Linked DNA regions of Homo sapiens: region 1 is linked to region 2. Evidence: chromatin contacts called from ENCODE Hi-C or POLR2A ChIA-PET data. All regions are on one chromosome and are shown on one strand. The core of a region is the stretch at or near the end of the contact, and the rest is flanking DNA. Distances in the headings are between cores, read along the strand shown. Region 1 holds the start of ZBTB17 (zinc finger and BTB domain containing 17). Region 2 holds the start of EFHD2-AS1 (EFHD2 antisense RNA 1).

The links. A loop is a pair of places that touch in the nucleus more often than their neighbours do. ChIA-PET counts read pairs that join two places held with the same protein, here RNA polymerase II (POLR2A). Pooled maps may share reads with other maps.
Region 1: a loop to region 2 is called in a pooled map, with 3 times the contacts of the local background. The contact joins the promoter of ZBTB17 here to the promoter of EFHD2-AS1 in region 2. A Hi-C loop is called at or near these places in 8 of 37 single-sample maps with no recorded cell type and 9 of 50 pooled maps. POLR2A ChIA-PET finds 5 or more read pairs at or near these places in 1 of 52 experiments (activated CD4-positive, alpha-beta T cell).

Annotation. Positions count from the first base shown.
Region 1 is chr1:15,971,149-15,977,684 of GRCh38, reverse strand. ZBTB17 (zinc finger and BTB domain containing 17) reads left to right here and starts at 1,584. Exons shown (of 16, transcript NM_003443.3): 1 at 1,584-1,702; 2 at 4,560-4,646. RefSeq lists enhancers at 1,220-1,719, 2,611-2,720 and silencers at 1,721-1,820, 1,861-2,190.
Region 2 is chr1:15,409,210-15,415,279 of GRCh38, reverse strand. It overlaps EFHD2-AS1 (EFHD2 antisense RNA 1), which reads left to right and starts at 2,912. Exons shown (of 4, transcript NR_183705.1): 1 at 2,912-3,374. It overlaps EFHD2 (EF-hand domain family member D2), which reads right to left and starts at 5,392. Exons shown (of 4, transcript NM_024329.6): 1 at 5,001-5,392. The coding sequence starts at 5,308. RefSeq lists silencers at 3,481-3,530, 5,145-5,744 and an enhancer at 4,770-5,632.

The sequences.
Region 1 (6,536 bases), core at 335-2,834, 560 kb before region 2:
GCACTCCAGCCTGGGCAACAGAGCAAGACTCCATCTCAAAAAAAAAAAAAAAAAAAAAAAAAGACTACACCTTGGGTAGAATGTACACTGTTCAGGTCATGGGTCCCCCAAAATCACAGAAATCATCACTAAAGAACTTATCCATGTAACCAAACACCATGTGTTCCCCAAAAACTACTGAAATAAAAATTAAAAATATAGTTAAAAAGAACGGGTGAAGTTAGCCAGTTGTGGGTGCACATGCCTGTAGTCTCAGCTACTGGGGAGGTTGAAATGGGATGCTTAAGCCTAGGGGTTTCAGTCCAGCCGGGCAACATAGCGAGACCCCATCTAAAAAAAAAAAAAAGAAAGAAAAGAAAGACGGCCGGGCACGGCGGCTCACGCCTGTAATCCCAGCACTTTGGGAGGCTGAGGCAGGTGGATCACGAGGTCAGAAGATCGAGACCATCCTGGCTAACATGGTGAAACCCCGTCTCTACTAAAAATACAAAAAATTAGCCAGGTGTTGTGGCGGGCGCCTGTAGTCCCAGCTACTCTGGAGGCTGAGACAGGAGAATGGCGTGAACCCGGGAGGCGGAGCTTGCAGTGAACCGAGACAGCGCCACTGCACTCCAGCCTGGAAGACAGAGTGAGACTCTGTCTCCAAAAAAAAAAAAAAAACCTAAAGACAAGAAGGGGTGAAGTCAACTGCTGGGCTTTTTTGTTTCTCTAGCCATTGTGAAGACAGGAGTGAGTTGCCAGATTGGCATATGTTGCATCCCACTGAAGGCTAGTGGACATGAATCTCTAGGGAACAGTCTCCCCACTGCATACTTTCTTCAGCTGTGCTTGGCTGTTTGGGAGCTAACAAAGAGAAAAGGTGCATTTGGATTCACACAGCGTTGGTATTCTTACCAAATCCATGTGACAAAAAGGCAAGGGGGCAAAAGAGCTTACAGTAGTGGCAAGAGTGTTGTTAAAATTATAGATTATGGAAAATATGCAGGCCTAGAAGTAAACAAAGGAGAAAGCCCTCAGACTGTGAGAAAGTGGAGAAGTCAGTGGCCTAGAGCTACCAAAAAGGTAGAAGAGGGGCCACGGAGGGGCCATGCAAGTCTGCAGACACTTTTGTTTTCAGACACCTTTATTCACGTCCAAGACAATCAGGGAAGGGGATAATGTTCGGTTTAGAAGGTAGAAAAACACAACTGGGATCTGCAGCTTTGAAGCCACAAGTAGATTCATATCTCCGGTCCACCACTTACAAGATATGTGACCATGGACATTGATTTACACTTTTTGAGTCTGTTTTCCCTTTTTTAAAATTAGGAGAATAATACTATCTTATAATTGGTGTGAGGATTTAAAGAGATAATGCATGTAAAGCGCTTAACACAGTGCCTGGCACACAGTAAGAGCTGAACACATGATGTTACTGTTATATTTGGAAGAGAAACCAAGGCAGGGGTACAATGAGGACAACTCTGAGCGCCGAAGTACTGTAAGGTGGAACTTTTGGATAGCTAGGCGCATGCGTCTGTCTATGGGCGCTCTCCTAGCGAGGACGCTGCGCATGCGCCGGAAGTTGCAGCCGGGAAGCCTGCGAGGTCGGTTCCGCCCGACTCTAACATGGCGGCGCCCTTTGTCTGCTCTGGAGTGCCGTCCCCGGCCTTCTCGCGGCCGTGATGCACCTCCCTCTGCGGTGGGGTCCGGGACATGGCAGGTGAGTGTCAACAATCGCCCGGGGCCGGGGAAGTCCCGGGAGCCGGGGCGGAGGCGGCGGAGGATGGGGCGCGGTGGGACGCCGGTGACGGTTGTGTGGGGGAGGGGAGGGAAGTGGAATGGGACGCCAACCGGGGCTGAGGGGACACCGCTGGGCGGGAGATTGTGGGGTGGCGGGGCGGGGGGCGTCGCCGGGCGTGCTGGCGGGGAGTGGGCGGCCAGGCGACCGCCCGGGCGAGGGGGCGCGTGTCACCTCCCGGGCTGGATGACACCCCAGCTGGTAGCATCTCCGCCCCCGCCGCACGGCTGTCACCGCCCCTTGACCCCGCGCGCTGTCGAGGGTGGGCGTTCTGCGGCCGCGAGGGAGCGCAGTGCCGGGGCAGCTCCTGTCGGCCGGCCGGGGCGGGAGGGAGCGGGGCTGCCCGGGCCTAGGAGGAGCTGACAGAGGAGGCCGACGCTGTCCCTGTATAAAAGCATTTCATTCATTCATTCGTACTGCGGACGGTGGTTCAGCACCTGATAGATGGTGAAGCTAGAGCGAGTGATGCGGGCGGACTCGATCCTCCAGGATCCTCGATCCTGGAGTTAGGAGTGTGAACCGTGGAGCCCAGCAGCGGGGTTTGAATCCCCATTCCCTGCTGTGACCTTAGGCACTTTTGGCTTTTTCTCTCTGCCTGGGTTTATTCATCCTTTAAGCAGAGATGATAATAAAATCAGCCTCCTAAGATTGTAATAAAGGGGAAATGAGGCTCCTAGAACACTTATGGGTACAAAGTAAATGCTGTGTGTTTGTTGCTGTTATTAATTGTATCACCATTGTCACCCAGAGCTCAGAGACCCATGTGGGAGACATACAGGTAAATCAGCAATTCTGATACTGCTGCGAGGGCAGAAAGCCCTCCTTCCTCTGAAGCACGGAGTAGAGACACATCACTCAGCCTAGGGGGAATCCCGGGAGGCTTCTGTCCCCCAGAAAGCTAAGATCTAAGGGAAGCTCAGCGGAGTGAGGCAGGAAAACGGGTATTCCCAGTTAAGGGTGTAGTTTGTGAGAAAACTCATCTTCGTAGAGAGAGGAGAGAGAGATCAGGCTAAATAAAGAAGCAGACTGGGCCGGGCTCGTTGTCTCACGCTTGTAATCTCAGCACTTTGGGAGGCCCAGGCGGGCAGATCACTTGAGGTCAGGAGTTCGAGACCAGCCTGGCCAATATGGTGAAACCCCCGTCTCTACTAAAAATACAAAAATTAGCCGGTCGTGCTTGCGCGCGCCTGTAGTCCCAGCTGCTCAGGAGGCTGAGGTATGAGAATCGCTCGAACGCAGGAGGCGGAGGTTGCAGTGAGCCGAAACGGCGCCACTGCACTCCAGCCTGGGCGACAGAGCGAGATTCCGTCTCAAAAAAGAAAAAAAAAAAAAGCAGCAGCAAGCTGTGGTCTGGTCTTAGGGGACGTTGTAAACCTAGTTAAGGACTTTAAACTTTAGGTTAATGGGAAGCCATTTAAGAATCAGATCTGTGGCCAGGTGCGGTGGCTTACTCTGTAATTCTAGCACTTTGGGAGGCCAACGTGGGATGATCATTTGAGCCCAGGAGTTTGAGACAAGCCTGGGCAACATGGCAAGACCCCATCTTTATTAAAAGAAAAAAAAAAAAAAAGGAAAAAAAAAATAGCCGGGCATGGTGGAGTACACCTCTGGTGGTCCCAGCTTCTTGGAAGGCTGAGGTGGGAGGATTCTTTTATTTCCAGCCTGAAATAAAAGAATCAGGTTTTTTTTGTTTTTGTTTTTGTTTTTTTTTTTTGAGACTACGTCTTGCTCTGTCACCCAGGCTGGAGTGCAGTGGCAGCATAATCATAGTTCACTGCAGCCTTGATCTGAACTCAAGTGATCCTTCTGCCTCAGCCTCCCAACTAGCTGGGACTACAGGCGTGCACCATAACACCTGGCTAATTTTTTAAATTTTTAGTAGAGATGGGGTCTCACTATGTTGCCCAGACTGGTCTCGAACTCTTGGCCTCAAATGATCCTCCCGCCTCAGCCTCCCAAAGTACTGGGATTATAGGCATGTGCAACCATGCCTGGCCACGAATCAGATTTGTGGATTAGGAAGATCACTCTGGCTAAGTGAAGAATGTATCAAAGGGAGTGGGCCTGTAGGCCAATTAAGAGCCTGCTAGAATAATCCAAGTGAGAAATAAAGGTGTGAGTTAAAGGCAGAGAGTGAGGAGAGATGGTTTTAGCGATAGAATTGACACAATTTGGTGATTAGTTTGATGAGAGTTAGGGGCAGGGAGGAGTCAGGATCACCCCAGTTTTTGACTGATGGGTGTTGGATGCTGCTCCATGTGATAGGGAGCAGTACGGGGAGCAGATCTGGGGGAGGGCAGATATGTTTAGTTTTGAACATGTTGGAGTTGGATGCCTGTAAAACATTCAAGTGCACCTGTTCAGCTAGTAGTTATCACCATCAAAGGTCACTGAAGTCATGGGAGGGGATGAGCTCACCTAGGGTAGGGTATGCAATGAGAAACAAAGTGTCCAGGATATCCCAGAGCAGTGCCAATGCTGCAGTAATGCTTGGATACAAACCTTGTCGTTTTTCCTTCTTAACATTGTGTCCTGTCTCTTATTGAGCTGGAGTTCTTGAGAGCAGGGCCTGAGGCTGAGTCTGTGCATCTTTGTGTCCCAGTGTCAGCATGCTATCTGGCACAGAGCAGGCCATTTATTCAGCACTTCCTTGGGCCAGGCTCTGTGCTAAGCACTCTGTATTTGTCTATGTTTGATGGATGCATGAAAAGGCAGCTCTGAGGGAGCAGGTACCCTTTAGGTTCTCATCAGATTTTCCACTTGTGTGTCATTGATTCAGGTAATGAGCCGGACGAGGGGAGCCAAGCTGGAGTTTACACAGGCAAACTGTCAGAAAAGAGTAGCCTGGGCTGTCTGGAAATCTGAGGTATGTCTGTAATACTCAAGGATGAAACAAATCAGATCAGTTTGTCCTTTTTCTCTAGGTTCAACATGATTCAAATGATTCTTTCCTGATAGCCTTTTCTTCAAAATTATATAGTAATGACAAAATCCCAGTTACAGTTTGGTTGGGAAATTGTTGATCTTACTATTATTGTTTTACCTGCAGAGAGAGGCCAGAGTGGATGATCACTGGGCAATGCTCACGCCTTTAGTTAGGTGAAATCTACAGTGGTGGAAACAGAAGTTTATTCCTTGCTCCTTAACATTCTGGAAGTACACAGTCCAGAGCTGGTAGCACAGCTTGCTGTGTTCTGTGAGATCATCTGGGAGCAGGATTCCTTTGATAATGTGGCTTTTCTTGCTCAAACTTAGGCTTCCATCTCATGGTCCAAGCTGGCTGCTGTAGCTCCTGCCATCATGTATGATCTCCCTAGGGCAAAAAGGGACACAGAGCAGCGAGCACACACTCATTCCTTTTAAAGTTCTAATGTTTAAGGTGGGATTTTTGTGCAACATGGTTCCCAAACATAAGCCAGTTCCTGCATCTGGTGCACAGCTAAAGAACAGATTGTGACTGTTTCAGTGCTGGAGAAAAAGCTGGCTGAGAGAACCTGCTCTGTCCTCAGTCTGTCTGGATTACTCTCTTGGGGGTGTGATCCCAGCCTGAGGGGAGGTCCACTGAGTCCCCAAGGCAGGCTGCTCTGGCTTTGGGTAGGTTTACAGGGCTTGGGCCCAGGGAGGCCAGGCTTGTTTATCCATTCATTGTTTCTGTGCCCAACATGTGTCAGGCATTGTGCTGGGTGCTAGGGATGCTGGCACAAGTAAGACTGAATCCCGGGAGCAGGTGCTCCCAGCCATGTGTATCCTCACAATGCAATGCAGGAAATACCTTGGAGGGCTGGTGGAGGGTGTGCGCACACAGGGAGGATGCACTGGCGCTGGAAGGCTTTCCTGAGGGGGTGAAGATGTTGCAAACCGCGCATTTTGGACTGATCACTGTAAAATTCCCCTTGGACAGGTAGAGGCAGCTAGGACTCTGGGGTCAGGTGTGAATCTGCCCTCCCGTTGAGTGGCTCTGTGTCCTGACAGTCAGTTCCTTCTGAAACTGTGTCCCAAAGAGTTAAAAAAAAAAAAAGTAATGACTATTAATTTTCCTAATCACAAGATTGTCTTCTGACACATCAGACAGCAAGCCTTTTACTCAGTTTCATTGCTGAGCCTCAGTTTCCTCATCTGTAAAATAGGGATGACAGAATTGTTTGGAGAATTACATGAGGACAGGCAGGTAATTCACAGAATTGTCTGGAGAATTACATGAGGTCAGGCAGGTAATTCACAGGGTTTGCTGCATAGTGCAGCACTCCCCAACCTTTTCGTTTTTTTTTTTCTGTCAGCAAAATATATATTTTATATATATAGTGTATATATATAGTGTGTGTGTATATATATATAGTGTGTGTGTATATATATAGTGTGTGTGTATATATATAGTGTGTGTGTATATATATAGTGTGTGTGTATATATATATAGTGTGTGTATATATATAGTGTGTGTGTATATATAGTGTGTGTGTATATATATAGTGTGTGTGTATATATATATAGTGTGTGTGTATATATATAGTGTGTATATATATATAGTGTGTGTATATATATATATTGTGTGTGTATGTACATATATATATATACATACACACATACAGAGAGAGAGAGAGATTTCCCCCACCCACCCACCTACCTACCCAAAACATGTGTCTTAGTGTTTGATTTTTTTTTTTCATACACACAGAATAGGGAATTTCAGAATTTTTACATACATTTTAGCAAACAAGTTTTGATCTATTGGCTTCTTGGTGCAGTAATGGTGCCAAAG
Region 2 (6,070 bases), core at 1,663-4,162:
AAAACCTTCCATTGCTAGCCTTGTGGGTGCAATCCTCTCTATCCCCAAACCTCTATACATGTTTGTTCTATATAAGGCTATAAGCCTCTTGAGGGCAGGAACTTGATTCATTTAATTCTCTGGATCTTGTAGCGCAAAAACTTAATATCTGTTGGAAGAATGATCACATACGAGAACCTTGTATTTTTCAAAAACATCATCTATCATGCAAACAGCCCAGACACCATGATGGGCTCGTCACAAAGACTCAGGGTGTTTTTATACCTAATCCTCAGAACTTTACCAGGTAGGTTCTTGAGCCCCAGGGGAAACTGAGGCTCAGAGATGCTGAGTCCCTTGCCTGGAGCAACCCAGCTGGGTGGTGGCAGACGGGAATCCCCATTGTGCACCCTCCAGAGCTGTTGTTTGCTCTCCCCTTTTTTGTGCCACCTGCCTTCCCTGAAACTAGGTGATAATGAATTCATTTCTCCCTTTTTGTTATTTATCAAAGCCATATGTAGCTGTCAATCAGAGTGGCTGTTCAGCAGGAGAGAAGGAGGGCTCTAACCCTGCGTCCTGTCACTAGGGCCCAAAGCAAAGGGTTGTCGACAACCTGGCAGACCTGGAAGCTCCGCTGGTGGTTAAGTGGAGGCAGCCAGTGGGCACTGTGGAGCTGCCTCTGAGCCAGCCGCAATGACCACTGCCAGGGCCCTATGAGGGGCCCAGGAGAGGGTGTATGCTGAGCTGGGGATGGCGGTGACAGTCATTTAGTAACGACTTGCTCTGTGCCAAGCACTGGGCTAAGCGCCATACAACAACCCTGTAACGTGGGTCCCCCTGTCCCCGCTGTTCCAGCGTGAGGAACAGAAGCTCAGAAGGGCTCCACAGCCCACAGCTGTATTCAAACCCAGGGCTGCAGACTCCAGAGGCCCTGCTGACTGCGTCCAGGAAGGGCTCCTGGGAGAGGTGTGTCCCCTGGAGGTGGAGGTGTGGAGAAGAGGGCGGGAGGCTTCCAGAGCTTGTGCAGGGAAGAGCTGGCCAGAAGGAAAGGAAAGCCTGCCTCTCTGACGTAAGGTGTCCTGAGATGAAGTGGCTGGGGATGACAGTGGGGACAGGGCCTGCAAGGCTGTGCTAGGCGGGAGACAGGGATCTAGGGCATCGTCCTCAGATTCCACGGCAGGTTCAGAATTACACGGCTGCCTACCTTTCCAGCAGGTCTCAACTTACAAAACCCTCCAGAGCCCCCGCTAGGCTGTTGTCAGCCCAGGGGTGGGCACTCCCGAGGCTCTCCAGGGCCATTCTCTTTGCCTCTCTGACAGGAGGGTTCCAGAGCCAGCCCTGGAGGAGCAAAGAGAGGGAGGGAGCAGCTGGGGGATCAGAGATGCTGGACGTAGCCTGAGGCCGCACGGAGACGGGGATGGAGAGTCCTGGCTGCGAGGGCCAGGGAGACGCAGAGCCTCCTTGTGCCTGGCACTGGCCCAGAACTCTAAGTGTGTCATGTCCTCGGAGCCCCACCCTGAGACACCGGGACCACTCTCCTCATCATACAAGGTTTCAGCCTCACTGAGAACCTCTCCGTAACCCCGAGCAAGTCACCGCCACATCTTTCTGGGTCTTGGTTCCCTCTTCTGTCAAATGGGGAGAGGGGTTGGAGTCAACCCTTCAGGTCTCTCTCAGGAGGAACCTGAATGACTCTAGGTGTGAGACCAGTGATGGCTGACAGTCTGTCTATCTTCCCCCATCCCCTCTCTTCCCCCTCGATCTCCAGCCTCAGGAAGTACCTGCTGAATCAACACGGAGGGGTGGACCAGAAGGCCCTGGAAGGCAGTTCCAATATCCAGAAGGGCTCAGGACCCCTCAGACATACGCAGGTCAGGGCTGAAGGACCTTTGGGGGTCATGAGGGATAGCCTGCCCCTTTTACAGGTGGGTAGACTGAGGCCCAGGGAGGACAAGCAGACTAGGATGGAAGCCCAGGTTCCTCGCTCCTGGCCCCCAAGGAAAGGCTGGCTCCCATTCTCCTGCTGACCTCATGGTCTCCTGCCTCCTGCTCTAGTGACTGGCTTCCCAGGAGGGCAGGCTCCCCTCCTCTCTGCCCTCTGCTCTCCCCAGAGCCCTGGCTCTGATGCCCTGGCTTTGATCCTAGGACCCTGCTTGGACCCAGGAGGCTGCAGCCCCACTCGGACAGCGGAAGCAGAACGGGGGTTTGTCTTCCACGAGAGCCCGTCTGTTGGCGGCGGGGTTGGGCTCGGTTGGCACAGTGAAGCGTTGTTTCCTTGAATACACAATCTGCAGCTTTCCACCCTCACCCGGGCCCTGGCAGGCAGCACTTGCTTCCCTAGAGGTCCAGCTTCCTGGCCCCTGCCTGCCCCATCAGCCCTCCTAGAACCCTGGCAAGAAGTGCAGGTGCCAAGGGGTAGCTTGGAGGGGTCCAGCTCCCCTCAGTCGCCCTCAGAGTACCTCTCATCAAACTAGACCAGAAACAGCCTATGTAAAAAAAAGTGAGTTTGCTGCGCAAATGAAGCTTCCAGACTGTTCCCTCAGCTGCATGCCACTTCCAACCACACTGCAGCCTCCCAAGTCCCGCTCATTTGAAGTGTCTGGGTTCTCCCAGAACAGCTCCATCTTTGTTTTGGTGGCCAGTGGCAGGGAAGCTGTGGAAGCCCAGGAGAAGGCAGGCTCTGGGGGAAAGGAGAGACGGGGGCTGGGGTTGGGGACATGAATGGACAATCCGCCACGAACACGGAAGCGGGTGTTGGAGAAGGTTTTCCAACATGAAAGTAGATGTCTGTGATGGGAAACCCGGAAGGGGAAGAGCCCGGGATTTGGAGTCACAGACCTGGGTTTCAGTCCTGGCTCTATCATTTTCTAGCTGTGTGGTCTTGGCGAGTTATTTAACACCCTTTGTCTGCACAAAGGTGACGAAGAGCTCTGTGTCACAGGGCTGTTTGAGGGACCTGGTGAGCGCCTCAGCACTATCAGCACAGGGATCTCCGTGGTGTCTGAATCAGCTCTGCACTGCCCGATGGGGGCAGTGACAGACAGTGATCCATACCCACCCCTGCGTCTGCCCACCCAGGAGCATTCACGTTACTCTTCCAGGAATCCTGGAAATCCTGCTCTCCCAATCTCGCCAGTCTTCTGCTGGGAAGAAACTTTAGAAGAACTCCAACCAAACACCGTGGAGCCAAGGACGTGGGCGCCCTGGGACTTTCTTGAAGAGGTTCTGGGCCCTGGGACTTTCTCAAAGAGGTTCAGAGGGGCCGGGGGTCAAGGACTTGATTTTCCCCCAGAAGGACCTTGGGAAAGTATGGGACTCCTCAGCCACCCGCAACTGGGAACCAGAAATCCTTCCCCCTGCCTTGGGGCCAAATGCAGAAGCTGCTGCAAGCTGTGGTGAGTAGGGTCAGAGCCTTTCTCAAACAGTGCAGTTGCAAAACGCCCCTTCCTGGGCTTCCGGCTTGATGTTGGGGCACTGACAGCTGCATGTGGCTGAGGCTGACACCCCTGGTCTGCCCCCACCTCCTGCCCAGCCAAGCGGGAGCCGGCCTTGCCGCATCCCTCCCTCAGCCCTGGGCTGCCTGTGCCAGGTGGGGCTAGACCTCCTGGCTCACCCCCAAGACTCAGCCTCAGGCCAGTTCTATCCCCTTCCAGAACCACTCCAGACCAGCACCCAGATCGTGGAACGAGGCTGTTCCCTCTCCAGGAGCCAGGGGCAGGGGGACAGGGAACAGGAGGTGGGGAAAGCTACCAAAGGGAGGGGCACTGGCACCTTCCCCATCCCCTGGGCACACACATGGCTGGGAGAGAGTGGCTGTGCATCTTAGACCCAACAGAGTGGGACCCAGGGATGGGCCGGAGGGAGCTGGGCCCTCTCTCCCTAGCCCCTCCACAGAGACATTAAGATTGTTTTTGTGGGGGGACAGGGGGATGAGCCCACACGCCTGGGGGTGCCCATCCACCCTGGTGAGGGCACACAGTGTGGATCTGATGGAATAAAGGGTAGGGGTGGGGGTAACAGGGCAAGTCACATAGGAAGGGGCCCCTTTTGACCAGGGTGGGTGTGGGACATGGGGGGTCCCTGTGGGGAGGGAAGGGGATATACGGAGTGGGGAGGAGAGATGGGGGGCCTTGCGACAGAAGCAGGGGAGCGGTGACTGCAAGCTGCTGGGTGCACGGGGGTGGGGCGGGCAGGAGCGGGAGGGAGGCCTTCCAAACCCGGAGGGGACTCGGCCCACAGGGACGACTGGAGTGAGGTTTACACCAGAGGGGCAACAGGGGCCGAGGGGTCCCTTCCTAAGGAGACCACTTGTGAGTGAAGGATTTGGGTCCTGGCTAATGAGTGGGTGGGGATGGAAAGGGCAAGTCTTTGCCCCCAGTTTGCTGGTAGACGCTAAGTAACTGGAGAGGAAGTTGGGGGGATCCCTGCCCAGAACCCACCTTGAGGGAGACCTGAGATCGCAGAGGAAACGAAAAGACCTTAAGGGAGGGAATGTGGTTGGCATGTGGTGTCGAGGGGCACTGGGGTGGGTATCTTTGGCCAGCGTGTGTTGGGGTGGGGGTGGGGAACGCGAGTAGCTGGGATCGGGGAAGGAAGGCCGCTGGGTCCTCAGCCTCGGTGTGTGCGGTGTGGGGTGGTGGAGAAGCCCCACTAACAGCGCGGAGGGCCCGGGACCCACACGTGTGGTGGTGGGGGTGGGGCTCGCGGGGCCTGGCGATTATCTGGAAGGAAGCCTGGGGTCCCCCACTCTGTGGACGCGTCTATGGTGTACCGGAGGCAGCACAAATACGAGTCTCCGCCGCGTGCCAGGGGCCGGGGGTCCCCCAGACTAACGTGCGCGGTGAGATGCCGGGTCTCGATCTGGAAGGGGCCGCCGGGTCCCCAACCCCGGTGCGTCTGGGTTCGGGGAAGCTTGGCTGACGGCAGGCTCCCGGGGCGGAGCGGGATCCGGGGATCGGGGGGTTCGGGGCCCGAGACCGGGTCGCGGGGCGGGCGGGGGGCCGGGTCGCGCGGGCACTTACTGCTTGAACATCTTCTCCATGTCCTTGATCTGCTTCCTGGAGAACTCCTTGAACTCGGTGTAGGGGTTGAAGACGCGGCGGCTGGGCGACTGGGGCTCGCCGATGCCCTGGTTGAGGTCTGCGCGCCGCAGCAGCTTGGCGCTCAGCTCGCAGTCCGCGCTGCCCAGCGCCTCGGCCGCCTCGTCGGGTGCCCCCGCCGCCGCCGCCGCTGCCCCGTTCAGCCCGGGCTGCTCCGGGGTCTCGCCGCCGCCCTCGCCCTCCATCTGCAGCCGCCGGCTCAGCTTGGTGGCCAGCTCGTCCGTGGCCATGGTGGCCCGCGCGGCACTCGCCTTGGCCGGGCCCCTGCTCTCAGCGCAGCGCCGCCGGCCGCGCTCTTCCTCTTCCTGACACTCCCCGGGCCAGGCACCGCCCCCGAAGGTGGGACTTGGGCCCTGGCGGGGACCGCGCGCCCCGCCCCCGCCCCCGGGCCCGCGCGGCGTGCGCGTGATCGCTCCCGGCCGCCGGGGGTCGAGTGTACTCTGCGCGCCCCGCCCGCCGTCGTCTGCCCCCCGCGAGGCTGGGGAGCGCGGCCGAAAGCCATGCCCCTCTTCGTGCCCACTGTAGCAGCTGAGCGGGAGGGGTCCTGCTGGGGGCCGGGGCCGGGCGGGAAAGAAGAGGGCTCCTCCCCCGCGGCTTGGGTGAGGAGCGGGGCTTGCCGGGGGGCGGGGAAGCGAGGGGGGGCGCCGCCCCACCCCCTTCTCCGGAATCCCCACGCCGTGAAGTCATAATCCTGTGTCTGTGACACCCTGTCGGTTGCTATGGAAACGACTCGCTGTTAAACACTGGCGTTCTCAATGAGGGTTGCAGGGGTTCCGAGGCGGACCTGGGGAGCAGAAACCCCTGTTTAGGGTGAACCGTGGCGGGCGCCGATGGCCTCTTGGAAGAGGACAGACTAGCAGCTGCGAGGGAGATGGGACTGGGTTTCACCCCTGAAAGGGCCCCTGGAGACAGCGGGTGAGGGACAGGGGAAGGGGCTGGTGGTCCTCTCTCCCGAGGCCCCGCACCATCACACGGATGACTTGGCACAATAG